2 separate regions of the Homo sapiens genome follow, and region 1 is linked to region 2. Evidence: read pairs that join two places in POLR2A ChIA-PET (ENCODE). Cell type or tissue: GM12878. All regions are shown on one strand. Each heading gives the region's core, and the rest is flanking DNA. Links, peaks and the distances in the headings are about the cores only. Region 1 overlaps OPN3 (opsin 3). Region 2 has its middle 39 kb from the start of EXO1.

Evidence for each region. ChIA-PET counts read pairs that join two places held together with the same protein. Peaks named below come from ENCODE experiments on the same cell type or tissue, not always from the same donor. Only the 100,000 strongest peaks of a DNase experiment are listed, where the experiment ranks them.
Region 1: POLR2A ChIA-PET joins it to region 2 with 10 read pairs; 4 of 35 experiments call an interaction of 5 or more read pairs at or near these places.

What each region holds. Positions count from the first base shown.
Region 1 is chr1:241,623,247-241,633,555 of GRCh38, forward strand. All of the region lies in intron 1 of OPN3 (opsin 3), which reads right to left. CHML (CHM like Rab escort protein) reads right to left here. Exons shown (of 2, transcript NM_001381853.1): 2 at 5,605-10,309. Among named protein-coding and RNA genes, the nearest start is that of CHML, 12 kb to the right of the region's middle. In GM12878, for the core only: a CTCF peak has its summit at 4,440 (motif pointing left); a DNase peak (open chromatin) is centred at 4,435; H3K4me3 peaks cover 781 bases; H3K27ac peaks cover 616 bases.
Region 2 is chr1:241,804,515-241,814,823 of GRCh38, forward strand. No RefSeq gene overlaps it. Among named protein-coding and RNA genes, the nearest start is that of EXO1, 39 kb to the right of the region's middle. RefSeq lists a cis regulatory region at 2,407-2,762. In GM12878, for the core only: no CTCF peak of the experiment used is centred there; a DNase peak (open chromatin) is centred at 6,697.

The DNA.
Region 1 (10,309 bases), core at 1,305-9,304, 180 kb before region 2:
CTCTCATTCACTCAATCACTAAGTCAGGCTAATTTATCTCAACAGTTCTCAAATCTGTCCTTTGTTGTCCTGACTACTATTGCCCTAATTCAGACTCTCACCAGCTCTTGCCAAACTGTTTTAATAGCTTTCTGTCTGATCACCCTTCTCCATTCTTGCCTCTCCTCGATTCATCTTCCATATGGACACAAAGATAAGCAAATGCAATCTGTTTCCTTATTTAATACCATTAGGTGCTTCTCCACTAGGATAAAGTAGTCAGAATTCCTTAGAATGGCATACAAAGCCCTCCAAGACCTTCCAGAGCCATCTACTGATCACCCTGTATGACCAAAACTAAATCCATTTGCTTTTCCTCAAACCCTGTTTCCAGTTAAATGAATTACATACATTCAGACACCAAAACTGAAATTTTAGACATTCTCGATTTCTTTCCCTCTCTACCTAACTTGTAATGTAGACATTTTCCAAATCCTGTATTTCTGTCTTCAAATTGTTCTCTGCCTCTTTCATTCCCTTTGCTCTGCCCTATCCAGGCCTTATCACATTCTTTCTCCTTGCCTCCAGTATCCACATCTTTTTCCCAGCCTCCTCTCCACTGTCACCAGGCTAACCTTTGAAACATAAGTCTTATCAAGAAAAACTTTCCACAGTACCTCATCCGCTGAATAAAAGCCCCCAAATCTTAGCAAGCTATTCAAGGTTACAGACACTGGACCCTCTTCCACCTGTCCTGCCTCTCCACGCCAGGCCAGGCACTCTATGCTCCAGGCACTGTGGACCCTCTTCCACCTGTCCTGCCTCTCCATGCCAGGCCAGGCACTCTATGCTCCAGGCACTGTGGACCCTCTTCCACCTGTCCTGCCTCCCCACGCCAGGCCAGGCACTCTATGCTCCAGACACTGTGGACCCTCTTCCACCTGTCCTGCCTCTCCACGCCAGGCCAGGCACTCTATGCTCCAGACACTGTGGACCCTCTTTCACCTGTCCTGCCTCTCCACGCCAGGCCAGGCACTCTACGCTCCAGACACTGTGGACCCTCTTTCACCTGTCCTGCCTCCCGATGCCAGGTCAGGCACTCCATGCTCCAGCCATGCAGACTGTGTCAATGCCTCCATGCCTGTTTCTGCTATTCTTCCTACATGGGGTGTTGTTCCTCATATCAGCCCATGGAAATCCTTCTCAACCATAAGGGCCAAGCAGAAACACCTTTTCTTTTTTGAAGCATTCCTAGATTTCCCTAGCAGGACTACTCTGTTTATATACTGCAGAAATGATCACAGCCTGATTAATATGGTGGTTAATTGTGCATCAATGTCAGGCCCAATGGCTTGAGCGTTCCAGTACTTACAGATTCTGACTTTCAGAGAGTTACTGAGCCTTATTTCTCATCTACATATGGAAACATTAATACCTACCTCACAGAGCTGCTTTAAAAATTGAGATAAAACGTGTGAAGAAATCAGAACAGTTCATGGCACAGAAGCAGTTACCAGTGTTCCTGGACTTCACTGGACACCTCTGAAGGCACCACATCACATCTCACTATAGCATGTGCACCAAGCTTGGGGGTTATGGAATCAAACTGCCTGGGTTTGAAGCCCACTTCTACCACTTACCAGCTGTGTGATCTTGGTCAAGCTCTTTGTCTTCACATTGTCTATTTACCCATCTGCAAATGGGGATAATAAAATACCTACCCAACTAGGTTTTTATGAGGATAACATAAAATAAATATAGCAACCATTGGCATCCAGTTAGTGCTAAGTGTTAGTTACAATTTCATCTCTGTATCCCAGAGTCTAGCACAGAAACTGGGACACGGTTCATGCTCAATAAATATTACATTGTAATGAACCCTATGCTTCACTTGGCAGTGTCTAGTTAAAGTTCTTATCTGCATTAAGCATACTGACTCATTCCATTGCAATTAAGTATTTTCTATAGTTAACACCCATCTATAAAATGCCAAGCTGCTGCCTATCTCATTGCTTGGTGAACCACCAGTGAGTGCAAATGTGTGTACAATTATGGATGGTTTATTTAGTCTTGAATAGGCTTCTCCGAAGCCATACTATTGTTATATATGTGTAATTTGATTAATTTGCCAATAGTCTGTCAAGTGAATAGCACCCCTTCCAAAAACAGTATGCTAAAATGTTTTTACATTGATTTTGAGGTAGTTGCCATGCATAGAAAGATTACCTCTCATTTCTATTAATATAATTGCTTTGCAGAGGAACGGTATTTCTGGATAAAATTATTTTAAAAATACCAAAAATTGCAAATTTCAAACCTATACCAAACTGGGGCAGGATGAAAAATATTCTCTCATATTCAAAACTTTTGTTTTGGAATCTGTGTTATAATAAACCACCAGAAGGAAGCCACTGTGAAGATTGGCGAGGGAAGGTAGCGGGGAACTGGGGGATCTATATGGGAGCAGCAAAGACAGCAGTTCCTATCAACAATGACCCTGTTGAAGAAGCACTGATAGGGGTCAGAAAACCTGAGGAAGAAAGCAGACTCCTTATGAATATTCAACACTTGCTCTAGTGCAGTTTTTCTCAACTTGGCGCTTATCGATATTTGGGGCTGGATAATTCTTTGTTATGAGGGAGCTGACCTGCATTGCAGAATGTTGAACAACACCCCAGCCCTCTACCCACTGAATGACAGTAGCATCTGATTCCCAGATGTGAAAACCAGAATGTCTCCAGACTTTGCCAATAAAAGGCCAAACACTCTGGTTTAAAAATCACTGCCTTAATGGGAGAAAATTAGCAAAATTATTTAGATGGAACCTCTTATATCTAAATGTGTACTATTTTTAAGTAGCTTTATTGACTCATATAGGCTTACCCTAAAACTAATGATCTGTACTAATAATACAAGAAGCCAGGACTATGATTGCGATATATTTTACCAGAGATGGGTCCTAGTGGTCCTCTGTTCCTCAGGTTGGAACCTAGAACAGTGTGAAGGCAAGAGGATGACATGGAAGAAAAGAGCCACTGGAAACTGCTAGCTGGTCTTTCAATTAGCAAATCGTTGCGGGGGGGTACCTGTGAAATGTAAGCAATTCCAGGGAATGCAGAGGTACCATACACATAGTCTTTGTTTGAAAGGAGATTACAATCTCCTGACAAACTATTTCCAGTGCAATTCTCATCTTTTGCTTTTTACTTTTCTATCTGGTTGGTACTTATGTTTCAACAGCAGGGGTCATTACCAATGTTATGTATTTATAAAATGAGAACAGAACAATGTACAGCTCATTTCTCCATAATACTTCACTTAAATCATTTTAGGAAATTAACTGTATTATTAATTGCCTAAAAACAAGACTCCAAGCACCTCCTCAGCCATACATTCCCCCAAATTTTTCCTTTAAAGCTGGTAAAATACTGCAATGGTTACACAAGCTTTAACTGTAAACTTAACTTACAAATATAGTAAAATTAACTTATAGTAATGATAAAAAATAAAGTTTCCCCATACTGGGTAATATTTACTTTTATGTCAGAGATGAATACGGAACAAGTAAGAGTCTCAAATGAGCAGCAATAGAGAACTCAAGGGCTTTAATTATATGATGTATAATAAAAAGAAATGGCATAAAACACACTGTACTAGTATCCTCAAGGATTAAACTATAAAATGCCTAAATATGTATCTCATTCTGACTGAATTATAATCAGGTATTCATCTTCCTGCTACACTTTGTCAACCCTGCACCTCTGAATCCAGTCATTCCTCTGATGTGTATGCCTTAATATTAAATAGTTGTCCAGAGTGTATTAGAATTAAATATATATTTAGCAACAAGCAAATGCCAAGAATCATAGGACATCAGCAGGGACCAATGAAGGTATTATATATAAAGATTTTAAGCTCGACATATCAGAATAAAGAGATCGTTTTTCTGATTTCAGGAGTGAACTTAACTCCCTTCTCTTTCAATCGGAGTTGGCCCATTTTATTATAATTATAAAAACTGTAATTTATAGGATTATTTCGCTATTTGTTGAAAAGCCAATCTAAAGTTCCAGAAGCCACCACTTTTTAAATAGTGCTTTATGTGTTACATATTCTTACATGTAATAAATCACTCTTGAGATGCAAGCAAAGCGAAACAGTAGCATTTCATTTCTCATTAATGGGTCTCAATACAAAGTAGGAGAGTCCAGGCAAGTCACTTAACTCCTCCAGGTTTTATCTACAAAGAAACTGGTATAAATACCTGCCCTTTCTTACCTTACACAGTTGTCCTGAGGATCACATAAGAAAATGTAGTTGTCAAGAGAAAAGTATTCCTACAAGTGCTGGAGCAGAACTGTTGTCATATATTTTTGTTATAGCCAAATTCTTTCAGGTGAATCACTCAGCTTTTGTACTGTTCGTGCCTTACAGAAAGCTGGAAGTACTGTGCCCCCTGCTGTTGAAATGTGAATACATTTGGTTGCTGGTTAAAAGGAAATGAACTACACTACAAATACCTCTTTATAATGAAGGTAAAAATACTAAAATAAAAATCTGAAAATTTTCAGAGGAAGCAGCCACCTTTACGCAACAGGAGCATGACTTTCACTTGATCCATCAAGATGAAGGCAAATAAAATTAATCTTAATCAGAATTTCTTGGTATTGAAACTTTATGATCGAATTTCTTTATACTTCCTCTCCCTAAGCCCTTGATGTCCTGGGCTTCTAGACCCAATCCCCTAGAGCTCCTCTTGGCTCCTTCCCCAGGCAAAAGAAAAAGTTTCTGATTAATGTGAAAAACTTAACTCACTGAATGTCATCCGAAATAGACTTCGGAGAGTGTTAAACGATTCGGCTTTTAACCTTTAAGCCACCTGTTTTCAACTGTGTAGTGAGTTTTGGCACCTTTTAAAAGGGATGCCGTGCACAAGGCAGAGACTTCTGTTTTGTTTTTTCTTTTGCCAGGAAACAGGAAGTGCTAGTTACAGTGGGGAGTGAGACGGGTAAAAAATGTTTTAAATGCTCATTAAGGTAAAAGGTACCTTACCTTAAGGAAAACATTCCAACAGAATGTTTGTCAGGTACAGAGCACTTATTTTTGTATCTCTAATTTCCCAGAATAATGCCAATTCATAACCCACAGTAGGTGTTCAATGGATGCTTATTAAATTAAATCACCTTGATTTGGATCTCTCACGCTGACTGGAAGAAAGGGTCTGTCGCATCCTCAGTCCCCCAAGATCTGGCCTTCGCACAGGTCTCTCTGCAAACCAGGTTCGGTCACATCTATGAATCCAACTTTCATCTCCACGGTTTTTAAGATTCCCAAGTGACATGTTTGCATTTAGGGGCATACTTTAATTAGTATATGACGTCTTCATGCTGATGTCCTAGAATGTATTACTAATATTTCTATTACTATTCCTTAATGGTGATCAACTAAGAAAAAATAAATTATGAAGTCCATCTTGACCAAGAATTCCTCCCCACCAAGATTTGTAAAACTTTCTGCCACACATATCTGAAGATGATCTTTTTTGACTTTAACACCTAGAAATGTATATTTTAATTTAAAATAGAATTTTAGAAACTTCTAAGAAATCAGTAATTTTCTCACCAGTTCAGTAAACCACTTTACCAATTAATCTTTTATTTTTTATTGCATACATCAATATTTAACAGAAGAAAAATAAAGAACCCCTAATGTTAAACTGAATTACATGTTATCTTCTGATTCTTTTCAATGTAGACCTAAATTTTCACATGTATCAGTAAACACAATTTATGTTCTTATTAACATTTTTGAATCTCACTTTTTTGCATACAATTTGACATATATCAATATTATTGAATGGCTATATAACATTCTGTGATAGCACTAGCAATACACCAAAATTTACTTAACCATTTCCAATCGTTGGGCTTTTTTCCCCCTTAAAGTTATCTGAGTGGAACTGCTAGAAAACTTTGTACAAATAGCTTTTCTTTCTTTTAAATATTTTCCTGGGCATATGCCACTCAAAGTGAGTATGTCAAAAGATCAGTTATAAAGCCCTTTTTATAGTCTTCTACACAGTTCTCTTAAAAGGCTACTAATACACAATGCTGCTGCTATAAGGACACATGCAATTAAAACAGTTTTGCTAATACAATAGCATGAACTAAGTCAAAGTTGCATTTTTAATATTAGGAAATTTGAATACCATTCAAATTGATTTTTTATATCATTTATACACGATCGCTTTATAAATTTGCCTAAGAGTACAAACCCTTATGGATATGCATATAGTTTTACAAAAACTGAGTGCATCCATGTGTAATGCAAATAGCTTCTTTTAAATTCCATCTTGTTTTGTCTTTTTCCTATTTACTACACATTTAAAACTTTTTCTCTTAGTTGATCTACCTTGCCAATTGCCATGAAGTTCCTTTATACCACTATTGGTGTGAGACTTGTAGTATTTTTCTTTTTATACTTAACATTTTAATTCATTTGGAATATCACATGTAAAGTGGATCTAATCTTTCCACACTGACATCTAGCTAGTCTTTCCACCAGCAGTTATTAATATTTCTTTCTTTCCATTGGCTTATTAATTTCAGTTAAACTTTCTACTTGGCACCACAGAATATTCAGAAAGGTTGCTTAATAGCATGTTTTAAGGATTTGGAGAGCAAGGCTCCCATTTTTTCCCCCTAAATTAAAAAAACTTACATCTTTGCTTGCTTTCCTAAATAATTTATTACAATTATGCCATATTCCACACAGCAACCAGTTGGAATGTTAAATGGAACTGTAGTAAATTTCATACTAATGTCACATATTGGCATTTCTTTGGATGTAGCTTTATATTTTAAAACACATTATCTAACTTAATCCCCACAATAATTCTGTGAAGTATTTCTCTTCTGTAGATGGTGAAATAGATACTAGGAGTGACTTTCCCAAGAGTATACAACTGGTAAGTAGTGAAATGAGAACTGTAATTCTGGTTTTCAAAAAAACTCCCCATCTCCCCATGTACTACTTTTCCACTACACTGGCATGGCTCCCATGGGAGTTTGTTCATGTTTAAAAATATAGCTCTTTAAACTTGCTTCTATTTAGGCATCTTTCTTAATTTATCTCTATGTAGTTATATAACTTTCTTTAAAAGTCTCATATATATTAATAACCAAACACACTTTTTAAATTGCAGTTTGTCACTGCTAAGATGTAGAAATGAGATTTTTAAAAATTGTGTATCCTGCAACTTCTTGAATTAGTCTTTGTTAGTACATTTTTATACTATAAGTTTTAGCAGTTGTAAAGCCATGTTAATAGAAAATATTTATGCTACTTTCCTTATCTTCCTCATTTTGTGAATGCTGGCTTTTATTGCAATGACAGGTCTCTTTAACCATATATAAAAATAGTGCCAACACTGTTTACTTTCCACTTGAGAAATGTTTATGTTTTCCCAGTAGGAATAATGGTAGTTCTTGGTTTAAGTACTTAACAGACTCCGAGAAGTCTATTAAATCATTGCCAGAGAAATAATTAAATCAAGGGTGAATGATGAATTTTTGAAAAGTTATCTGTAATTAATACTTTGGATTTTACTATTTGTTCTTTTGATGCTGATTTAATGGCTGTTCTGCTTAACACCAGCCTTATAATCCTGAGTGATAGTAAATTATTTGTTGCTGTATTGTTTGCCAATATTTTATTTTGCATTTTGCATCTGTTGAGAATAAAATCCTTCTAAAAATGTCTTTTAGTACTGAGAACATGTCTGCCTCAAAAGACAATTTGAAGCATACTGTCCTTCATGATACATGGATAGACATTATTTAAACATTTGAAAAAGTTCACCAGTAAGTCCATTAGGGTCAAAGTCCAACCTGTCAGAAAATTATACTGGGTTACAATATCCCCTAAATTTTTAAATGCTTTTTATTGGTATAACTTCTCATTTCCCACTTATTTTGTATTAAGAAATATATTCATTTTCTTCATTTCTAAATCAACCTTTATTTTCGACTAATTTTTCCTATTTCCATTATATTCGGCTATACCATCTTTTGCAACTTCTGATTGTTCCTTTTCTCAATTTCTTATGAATAATCTGTGATACTGAAAATCTTTTCGGTAGATCTGGAATACCTTCACCTTCATTTTATTTATCATCTTATGTATTTCTCATTTTAATTACTATTTTATAGGTCTATTTCAAGTATTTCAGTTGTTCTGTTAGATTTAAACTTTAGGATAAAGTTTAAATATGACTTTTACTATATTTTTAAAAGTCAATACAATCCATGACTTTGCTACTTTAAGTAAGTTGTCAATTACTTAAATCTGTCTAGTCTCATTTTCCTCACATATAGAGGAGCAAAAATTAGTGTATTCCGAACAAATTTTGGCCTGATAATATTTTTTGTAACACAATCTTCAGATCATGAGATGTGTTACTGAAGAACATTTTGTTAAAATTTAGCCAAATTCTGCTTCGAGATCCATGCTCTAAAATATGTTTGTTTAGTTCATCTTATCTTCACATTTCTCTGATTCAATAAGCTGCAGGACCAGTGTGTGCTTTTTACCCCCGGCAATGCTAGACTAATTTTCGTGGGCACTTTCTCTTTCTCCTGCAGCGCCTACACTCTCTAACAGTGAATGTTAGTAGAAAGATCAAAGGTTTTAGAATCACAAAAGGCTGGGTCCCCATGTTGGCTCTTCCACATACCAGATTCTGAGCAAATTACTAATAATTCTCTTATTTCTTCTTTGAAGGTGATATGGTTTGGCTGTGTTCCCACTCAAATCTCATCTTGAATTGTAGCTCCTATAATTCCCACGTGTTGTGGGAGGAACCTGGTGGGAGATAACTGAATCATGGAGTTGTTTCCCCCATACTGTTCTCATGGTAGTAAATAAGTCTCACGATATCTGATGGTTTTAAAAGGGTTTCCCTTTTCACTTAGTTCTCATTCTCTCTTGTCCACCGCCATGTAAGACGTGCCTTTCACCTTCCACCATGATTGTGAGGCCTCCCCAGCCACATGGAACTGTGAGTCCATTAAACCTTTTTCTTTACAAATTACCATCTCAGGTGTGTCTTTATCAACAGCATGAGAACACACTAATACAGAGGGTACATGCGAATTTGCCTCACAGGATTGTTGAGAAACTGTCATGAGAAAGCATAATACTAGGTACCAAACACATGATAAATACTATTTCAGAGCAAAAACTGTCACAGGGATCATCATACTCTGACTGAAGAATGGAAACTGGACTAGAGGAAAAGCAAGTTCATGTCTTCTGACAGCTCCACAGGTTTTCACCATTAGAGTACTACCAGTTTTATGACGTTGGGTGGCTCTGGGAGAAAAAAAGTTTCTATACTCTGGATAACAGCTAAGAGGCAAGAGAGATTACAGAAAATTGTTACTTCACAATTTGTTAAGTGGGACACAACCGAAAGGGCATGGTAAATCCTCCTTTGATTCATTCCTATCAGTTATGTTATAGTGATATTAATTAAAGTGGTAGAGCCAACAAGGTGGTATGTTTCATTCTCACTGAAAAACCTTGGGTAATCTATTTATAGAGGGTTTTATAAGTATCTGTAATCTCAGGTTAAAAAGGCCTCACTCTGTTTCTCCTTAGGAATTCCTAAGAATTCCTCCTTAGGAATTTCAGAACAGCCCTTCTGAAGTATCTTCTCCTGGGGCACTTCATTTTTCCTTTTGGTCTAAGTTACTTATTGGAAGCTATTTTAAGTGCCAGGGCAGGGCTCTGCAGAAATTTTCTGAAGTATTAAATAAGAATAAATCTTATCTTTCAAATTTCCTTTGCAATCAACCTCCCCAAAATGAGCTTTACAACCACTAATTGAACTCCAATTCTTTTTGTAAATTAGAATACTGTGGTGGCATCATTGCCTCATCAGTTACAAGGGTCAAGTGAGTATTATAAACTTCAGACCTTCACAGTGCATAAAGGATCATGCAAAGCTAATCTTTAAACGATTATAGACAAATGTATTTTATTATCATATTGGCATTTGTATTAGTTGCTATTCCTACCACCATGTCTATACATTTATATTATATGCAAAAGATCCACATAATTTACCATTTGTGTATGTTTCACTATTCGAACAGGCCGCAGCAACTGTAACAGCTGCAAAAGTAATTAAAATATTACTTGGGTATTACTAATTGTTCTGTAGACAAAGATAAAATCTGAAGATCATTAGCAAATACATTACCTTTAAGCTGAGTTGCTAATATGGAACCCTTACATATATACCCAATACTAAAATAAAGCTAACTCT
Region 2 (10,309 bases), core at 903-8,902:
TTTGACAAAGGAGCAAAGATAACACAATGGAGAAAAAGATACACTTCCACACATGCTGCTGGAACAACTGGACATCCACGTGCAAAAAATGAATTCAGAAGCAACCTTACATCCTTCCCAAAAATTAGCTCAAAATGGATTATAAGCCTAAATGTATGATGTAAAACTGTAAAACTCCTAGAAGGTAACATAGGAGAAATTTTAAATTTCCTTCAATTTGGTAATGATGTTTTAGATACAACACCAAAGACACAATCTATGAAATAAGGAATTGATAAAGTTCACCTCATAAATAGAGCCTCTCTCTCTCTTTTTTTTTTTTTTTTTTTTTGGAGACAGAGTCTTGCTGTGTCGCCTGGCTGGAGTGCAATTGCACAATCTCTGCTCACTGCAACCTCCACTTCCTAGGTTCAAGCAATTCTCGTGCCTCAGCCTCCTAAGTAGCTGGGACTACAGGCACATGCCACCACACCCTGCTACTTGTTTGCATTTTAGTAGAGACAGGGTTTCGCCATGTTGCCCAGGCTGGTCTCAAACTCCTGAGCTCAGGCAATCCGTCCACCTCAGCCTTCCAAAATGCTAAGATTATAGGCATAAGCCACCATGCCTGGCTTTGTAAACTGCACTTCATTAAGATTAAAATTATCTGCTCTGTAAGAGACACTGTCAAGAGAATGAAAAGACAAGACAAAGACTGGGAGAAAATGTTTGCAAAAGACACATCTGATAAAGAACTGTTATCTAATATATAAGAAGAACTATTAAAACTCTACAGTGCCAGGCATGGTGGCTCAGGCCTGTAATCCCAGCACTTTAGGAGGCCAAGATGGGTGGATCACTTAAGGCCAGAAGTTCCAGACCAGCCTGGCCAACATGGTGACCCCATCTCTACTAAAAATACAAAAATTATCAGTCATGGTGACACATGCCTGTAGTCCCAGCTACTCGGGAGGCTGAGGCAGGAGAACTGCTTGAACCTGGAAGACAGAGGTTGCAGTGACAGTGAGCCAAGATTGCACCGCTACACTCCAGCCTGGGCAACCGAGCAAGACTCTGCCTCAAAATAAATAAACATAAATAATAAAATTCGACAGTAGGCCAGGCGTGGTGGCTCACACCTGTAATCTCAGCACTTTGGGAGGCCAAGCTGGGCAGATTGCCTGAGGTCAGGCATTCGAATCCAGCCTGGCCAACATGGTGAAACCCCGTCTCTACTAAAAATACAAAAATTAGCGGGGCATGGTGGAGCGTCCCTGTAGTCCCAGCTACTTGGGAGGCTGAGGCAGGAGAATCACTTGAACGTAGGAGGTGAAAATTACAGTGGCAGTGAGCTGAGATCGCACCACTGCACTCCAGCCTGGATGACAGAGTGTGACTCTGTTTCAAAGCAAACAAACAAACAAAAAACCCAACAGTAAGAACACAAACAACTCAATTTTAAAATGAGCCAAAGACTTTAACAGACATCTCATCAAGGAAGATATACAGTTGGCAAACAAGCATATGAAAAGATGCTCAACATCCTATGTCATCAATGAAATACTAATTAAAACAATGAGAAACCACTATACATGTATTAGAAGGACCAAAATCCAGAACGAGGATACCACCAAATGCTGGTGGGGATGTGAAGCAACAAGAACTCTCATTCATTGCTGCTGGGAATGCAAAATGGCACAACCACTTTGGAAGACAGCTTGGCAGTTTTTTAAATAAAACTAAACATACTCTTACCATATGATACAGCAATTACACTTCTTGTTATTTACCCAAAAGAGCTGAAAACTTATGTCCACACAAAAACCTGCATGCTGATGTTTATAGCAGCTTTATCCATAACTGCCATAATTTGGAAGCAACAAAAATGTCCTTCAGTAGGTGAATAGATAAACTAGTACAACCAGACAATGAAATATTACTCTTCACTAAAAAGAAATGAACTATCAAGCCATAAAAAGATGGGAGGAAATGTAAATGCACATAAGTAAGTGAAAGAAGCCACTCTGAAAAGGCTGCATACTGTATGATTCCAACTATATGGCATTCTGGAAAAGGCAAAAGGTATGGAAACAGTCAAAAGATCAATGGTAGCCAGAAGTTAGGGAGTGAGGGAGTGATGAATAGGTGAAGCACAGATTTTTAGGGCAGTGAAACTACTCCACATCACACTACAATGGTGAATACATATATTTCATACATGTCCAAATTCAGAATGTACAACACCAAGTGTGAACCTAAACATAGAGACTATGGACTTTGGATAATAAAGACGTGTCAGTGTAGGTTCATCACTTGTAACAAATATATCACTCTGGTAGGAGATGCTGATATTGGGAAAGGCTATGCACTAAAATTGTTCTAAAAAATAAAATCTGTTAAAAAAATTACACACACACACACACACACACACACACACACACACTATACCACTAGAAAACCCTCAGAATTACTTAAATTAAAAGGACCAACAATACCAAATGTCAGCAAGGATGTGCAACAACAGCAATTCTTGTGGACCTCTGGTGGACGTGTAAATTGGTTGAGTCATTTTGGGAAACACTTTGATATTATCTACTAACATTGACAAACAAACATTCTGTGACTCAGCAGTTCCACTCCTTGGTGTATATCTAACAGAAATATGTGCACATGTATACGAAGAGACATGTAAGAGAATGTTTCTAGCCACATTATTCACAACAGCTCAGAACTGGAAACAATCTCAATGTCCACCAGTGGTGGAATGGCTAAATAACTCTTGGTATATTCATATAACAGAATACAATAAAAATGAATAAATTAATTATGCATAAAACATGGGTGAATCTCAAAAATACAGTGTTGAACAGAAGCCAGACAAAAATTATCCCAAACTAAGGGATTCCACTTAAATTTTTTAAAAAATAGAAAACTAAACTAAAGTGTTTAGGAATAAATAATTACGCATTATATAAGAAAGAAAAGAAAGAAAGAAAGAGAAAGAGAGAGAGAGAAAGAGAGAGGGAGGGAGGGGGAGAGAGAGAGAAAGAAAGAGAGAGAGAGGGAGGTGGAGAGAGAGAGAGAAACAAAGAAAGAAAGAAAAAGAAAGAAAGAAAAGAAAAGAAAGAAAAGAAAGAAAGAAAGAAAGAGATGGAAGAAACCACAAGGAAGTGGTTTCCATAAGAATTGCGATAAGGCTGGGCATGGTGGCTCATGCCTGTAATCCCAGCACTTTGGGAGGCTGAGGTGGGTGGATCACCTGAGGTCAGGAGTTCGAGGCCAGCCTGGCCAACGTGGTGAAACCCCATCTCTACTAAAAACACAAAAATTAGCCAGACGTGGTGTCAGGTGCCTGTAATCCCAGCTACTCAGGAGGCTGAGGCAGGAGAATCGCCTGAACCTGGGAGGCGGAGGTTGCAGAGAGCCGAGATTGCACCACCGCACTCCAGCCTGGGCGACAAGACTGAAACTCTGTCTCAAAAAATATAATAATAAATAAGAATTGGGATAGTGGTTATCTTTTCAGCAGAAGGAAAATGTAGCTATTGGGAGGCGGTATGGTAGATTTGTACTGTGTCCACTTAGCTTAGCTGTAACTAACTATTTTATCCAGAATTTTCTTCCATGCAATTCTAAGTTAGCATAGGCTACCTGAACCTCGGTATAATACAGAAGGCAGAAGTGAAATAGCAGCCATGTGTTTTTGTGCACAAAAGGCAGGTGCAAAGTACTGTTGCATTTAGTGGATGTTGTCCCCAATTTCCTGAATCACTTGGGAATGAGGCAATCTCTGCTCTTACAACTACCCAAGACCTTCTTCTTCAGCTTTTCCAACTTCTGGGCCAGATTGCCTGCCCTGCTCATTTCAGAGCCAGCATAAGACCCAGAAGCAACAGCTGTATATAAACTGTTCACCAAGCCACCACGATTGTGTAAGGTGAAACCCTCATAAGAAATCCCACATTCTGTAGCAGCCCTCACTGTTTCCTCTGACGGAAACTGATTGGTAAACAAGGGGCATGGAAGAGGCCTCCTGGCCACTGGGAACATTCTGTTTCTTGACTTGCTGATGGCTACAGTGATGTTCCCTTGGTGATGATAAATAAAGCTTTACATCTGTGTTTTGTTCAATTATCTGTAGCTATGCTATATTTACCAATGAAAGTTAAAAAAAAAACTCAAAACTACATGTTACAAGCATTAAAAATAGAACAAAACTGCTCTCATGACCTGATGTTTAGAATTACTGCATGTTGTGCCTTTAAAAAAATACACTAGTTTCTCCTATTAATTTTGTGTTTCATTTCTAAATAATGAGCTATGAGAGAAGGATGAAGGCTGCTAAAGAGTTACTTGGTGATGTCCTAAACTGGACTGGTTTGGGGCCAGGCAAAAAATGTCATGTGACATTTCATTCCTCTTGGCATTTGAGTGGTACTTAATACACATAGTTGTTGTGAAGATTAAATGAGTTAATATATTAAAAATGCTAGATGTCCTACCCATAGGAAGCAGTAGTCAAGTGCTTGCCATTATCATTATTCTTAATGTTGTTGTTAGTATTATGTCCTCTCGCATCAATAGATAAGAAAAACATAAAAATTGTATAGATGCTGCATATCAACGAAGGCAATGATTCTCAAATAGCTGAACACTGGAATCACAAGGAGAAATTTCACAAAATCACACTTCCTGTGTGTTGGGGGGAGGGGGGGTGAGGGGATGTACAGAATAATTTCTCCCAAATATGTCTACATCTAATCCCCAGAATCTGTGCATTTACCTCACACGGAAAAGGGGGCTTTGCAGATTGATTAAATTAAGCATTTTGAGGTGGGGAGATTATCCTGGATTAGTCAGGTGAGCCCAAGGTAATCCCAAAAGTGTTGAGAAGGAGGAGAGAGTTAAAGTCAATCAATAGAGATTTGGTGACAGAAGGAAGGGTTGGAGTGAGGTGCTTTGAAGCTAGGAGAAACCACACAGGAATGTGGGCTCCCTCTAAAGCTGGAGAAGCAAGAAAACAGATTCTCCCTGGAGCCTCCAGCAGGAACGTGGTCCTGCCCATACCCTGAGTTTAGCCCCAGGACAATCATTTCAGACTTCTGGCCTCGAGAATTCTAGGATAATAAGTTCATGTTTTATTAAGCCATTAAGATTGTGTTATTTTTTATAGCAGCAGGAAAAAACTAATGGGGGCCGGGGATTAGAGTTACATTTCAATCTCAGGGAAGAGGTATAGGCATCATTTTTGTTGTTACTGTTTTAATCTCTCCAGGTGAGGGCTCCTCACTTACTGCCAGGGTTAAGAAGTACTGAACTAGGAGGGTGAAGGAGAGGGTCAAATATTTTAAGACCAAAGGAGGTGCATGTCATCACTGGGTACCTCTGTGTAACAGAGAAATTCAAGACTACAGAATAAGGGATATTATTTTTTAATACTGGGGCGAAATAAGGAATAAATATTAACCAGACCCTGAGTGCTTGAACAGAGCGGCCAAGAGTCTCCTAGTTCCCAGTGAAGATTAAGTAATTTATCTGCTGTCACACAGCTTGTGAGTTGGAACAGGCTGGACAATGAACCTTGGCTATACACCTTGTGTTATTTAATTTATTTATATGTTTGAGTGCTTTGCTTTGTTCTTTTGTTTTCAGCGAAACTACATTATAAACCTTTTGAAAGCAGGGAAATTGTATACTTTTAGAAATCTGATGAAATTGAGTTACTGAATTAAATCTAGCAGCGGATTCAATATTGGCCATAAAACCCTGGCTATCTTTATTCTATAATATCCTGAAACCCCATCTGCTATTTAATTCAGCCCAATTTTGAGGCCAAGCCCACCCACCTGTCTGTGTGTGGCCTCAATATTTTCTGCCATATCTTATTATATTTTAGGATGACATAATTAGATTTAGTCTACCAGATTTTACTCCCACCAAGCTGGCAACAGTTCATAATAATTACCAATTGATAATAATCACCAATGATAATTTTTACATGAGACAAAAAAAAGTCTAAACTATATAGGACAAAGCATGTACTTTCAATGTAAGCCAGGTATCAGAAAAGACAAGTTATATACTTTGGCCGGCATATCTGGTATAAAACAAGAACATTTTCCCCCAGGGCACTTCTCCACTTCCTTCAGATCTCTGTTCAAATGTCACCTTATAAGAGAATCCTTATGTGACCATCTCTATTTGAAACGGCACCTTCCACACCTGCCTCTTCACATGCACCCATAAGCTTTCCGTCCTTCTTACTTGTCCTTTATAGTACTTAGCACCAGTCCATAACATCATTTACTTATTTTTCTTCTTATCTGTTACTCCTCCCTAGAAGACAAGCTCTCTGAGAGTAGGAACTCTAGTTAGGTCATGCGCTATGTCTCCAAGGTCTAGAACAGTGCCTGCATAGAGTAGGCACCTGTAATTATCAGCAGAATGGCAGCTAGATATACGTGATGTAGCGGGAACATCACCAGGCCTGGAATTAGGACATCACTGTTCATTGTCCAGCCTGTTCTGACTCGCAAGCTGTGTGACAGCAGAGAAGTTACTTAAACTTCCTGATCCTCAGTTTTCTTATCTGGAAATAGGAGTGTCACCCACCCTGTTTACCTCAGTGTCTTAAAAACCACAAAGTGATGTACTGATCTCATGTGTTTTTTTCTTGTATGTGGTATGGTGTGGCTGCTCATTTAGAGCTGTCCTGTCGCATGACTTTTGTCCTATAACCATTGCATTACGGTTGAAGAAACGGGAAATGAAATTATTTGTGTGTCACTAGTTAGCCATTTACACTGTATTTTTGTGGTGAGTAAAGGCAGTGGAGAGGGAAGAACAGAGAGACAATCTGAGTTACTAATGACCATCTTTTTTTTGTTGTCGTTGTTTTTGAGACAGAGTTTCACCCTTTTTGCCCAGGCTGGAGTGCAAATGGTGTGATCTTGGCTCACTGCAACCTCCACCTCCCAGGTTCAAGTGATTCTCCTGCCTCAGCCTCCCGAGTAGCTGGGATTACAGGCGCCTACCACCATGCCCAGCTAATTTTTTGTATTTTTAGTGGAGACGGGGTTTCACCATGTTGGCCAGGCTGGTCTTGAACTCCTGACCTCAGGTGATCCACCTGCCTCAGCCAACCAAAGCACTGGGATTACAGGCATGAGCCACCACGCCCGGTAGACAGTCTTTTAACTCAGCAACACATCCACCACCTGTAATGAGGGCTATAGAACTCCCAGCCTCTTCAGCTCCCCTGCCTGTTCCCCCTTTCCTAGGCTAACCAAAAACTGAATATGCCTACCAGTCACCTCTTCAAAAGCTATGTTATCAGCAGCCAAATTGATTACCAAGTGTTAAATAACACATAGAAAAAAAGTACAATATTGGGTCTTTGGAGTTTGATGCCTGTGGTGAGCTCCATATTATGGAGAACATCCTTATTCATTATCTTCTCAATGGCTTTTGCTTTCTTTCAGGGAGGTATTTATTATTACAGTGACAGAAGGACGAAACAAAGCTATAATTTTGTACAGCATACAGGAGGCTATTTCTTATGTTATTCTTCTTTGTAGCTTTCTATTATAACAATTTTTCTCATTTCATTCCTTAATAGAACAATTCAACATATGGGAAAGGCAATTCAGTGTGGTTTGTCTCTTGAATCATATTATTCTGTTTGAAAGCTGAATACTCGGATTATCTTATTTTGGTAACTCATTGAACTACATTTACTAAATTTTACTTCAGCTTTGTTGAACCTAAATTGAAGGACATTGTAATAAACAGCCAAACAGAACCTGCTGTTTTACTTAATACAGGGATACAATGGTGATTACACCATCCCTAGATCACTCAGTCTTTTTAAAAATTATTATTATTATTTTTTGAAACAAGGTCTCACTTTGTTGCTCAGCCTGGGGTGCAGTGGCACCATCATAGCTTACTGCAGCCTGCTGGGCTCAAACAATCCTTCTGCCTCTGCTCCCAAGCCTGGGACTAAGGGGACGGGCTACCATGCCTGGGTAATTTTTTTATTTTGTAGAAGCAGAATCTCACTTTGTTGCTGAGGGTGGTCTCAAACGCCTGTCCTCAAGTGACCCTGCTGCCTCGGCCTCCCAAAGTGCTGGGATTACAGACACGAGCCACCCCACCTGGCCAACTCAGAGTCTTCACAAAAACTCAAGAATCCTCCCTTGGGTCTCAGGGTTAAGAAATGTTGTGCTTTGTCTAGAGAACTAATCTGCTTTGATCTTGTGGACACCATAATTACTATAACTGGATGTTGTTTCCTCTTTTCTCTGAAAACTTAGAAAATGCAGAGCCAAATTCGTATCTTCCCCTCAGCAATGCTTTTAGAACACGATTATGTTTTACATTCTTGCACAGATATTCCTCTGGCCCAGATTGCACAAGTAATTTATTATATTCTTTTGTATTACACGCACTTTTGTAAATTAACATAGTTTTTTGGGGATAAGGTTTATATGGATGGATGAGTACGTATATATTTATATATACACACATTTTAATAGGCTTTATTTTTCAGAGCAGTTATAGGTTCACAGCAAAATAGAGCAGAGGAAGTACAGAGATTTTTCCATTTACTCCTACCCCCACACATGCATAGCCCCCATTATCATAAACATCCCCCACCAGAGTGTACATTTGTTATGACTGATGAACCTATATTGATGCATCATTATCACCCAGAGTCCACAGCATACATTAGGGTTCACTCTTGGTGTTGTACATTCTATGGGTTTGCACCAATGTATGAGAACATGTATCCACCATTATAGTATCATACAGAGTAGTTTAACTGCCCTAAACATTATCTGGATTTCTTCTTTTTTTTTTTTTTTTTAGAGATAAGGTCTCACTGTGTTGCCCCCAGTCTGGTCTTGAACTCTTGGCCTCAAGCAATCCTGCTGCCTCTGAATCCAAAAGTGCTGGGATTACAGATGCCAGCCACTACACCAAAAACCACAATTTTTTTTCCAAATTTTATTCTAAGTTTCCAGCTTCTTTTCATGAATGATCGTGTCTGAATAAGCTTCCTTTCATGAATGATTGTGTCAGCTTCTCTCAAAGCTGACCCATTTTTTATAAAGTACAACCAAAATAAAAGAAAGTCTACTTGAAAATCCAAATTTCAGTGGTAGGGCTGGGTGCAGTGGCTCACGCCTGTAATCCTAGCACTTTTGGAGGCCAAGGAGAGCGGATCACTTGAGGTCAGGGGTTCCAGACCAGTCTGACCAACATGGTGAAACCCCATCTCTACTGAAAATACAAAAATATCCAGGTGTGATGGCATACATAACCCTGTAATCTCAGCTACTTGGGAGGCTGGGACGTGAGAATCCCTTGAACCCGGGAGGCGGAGGTTGCAGCGAGCCGAGATCGCACCATTGCACTCCAGCCTGGGTGACAGAGTGAAACTCTGTCTCAACCGAAAAAAAAAAAAGATTTCAGTGGCAAGTGTTTACTTGCCACTGAAGAAGTAATAAGAAGTCTCTTTACAAAATGAGACTCATAAAACCTCAAGAGTTTTCAAAAATAAACTCAGATATTTCAACATAAATAAGCATACAGAGTAAACGGATAAGATTTCAAAACCTTTTCATTACTAATATGATAAGCCAAAAAAAAAAAAAAAAGAACTTGGGGAATGAATAACATTTGTCATAACACAATGAATTCTTCTTTGTTAATGCAATCCCCCTGAATTATTTTGAAAGACATATAATCAATAAAGGAGAATGTGTTATTACTAAGTCACTTAGGAGGGCTATAATAAATATGCAACCATTAGAAAATACCCCAAAATAAATATTTTATTATGTTTCTAGGAGTAAGTTTCCTTTAGATATATTTGTTATTACATAAGAATTTTCTGGAGTTTGGGCTGCTATGTTGAAAACCTAACCATGCAATTTATCTACTCTTTAAAAATATAGGAAGGGTTATGAAACTTCTAAATTTTTCTCAATTAAAATATCAAAATTGTCTGTTGATTGATACTGAAGAGGGAGAAAGTTAATCTGCTTTCAGACACTTAAAATATCAAAGTCTCACCCCTTTCCAATTTCTTCCCCTACCCCATCTATTTCAAAGAGTACCATATCTTTCTAGATTCTAGAACATCAGTATAGAATGCCATCGTGAATTCCAAATATCATTTTCTTTAACCCTCCTTTAAAGACACTCCCTCTATTTCCCCCACACAGCATGACTTATACCAAAATCAACTCATTTATTCCTCTTATTCCTCTACCCCTCCCCATACCTCATCTCTGGCCAAAGGAGTAATTTAAATTTTGCTCCT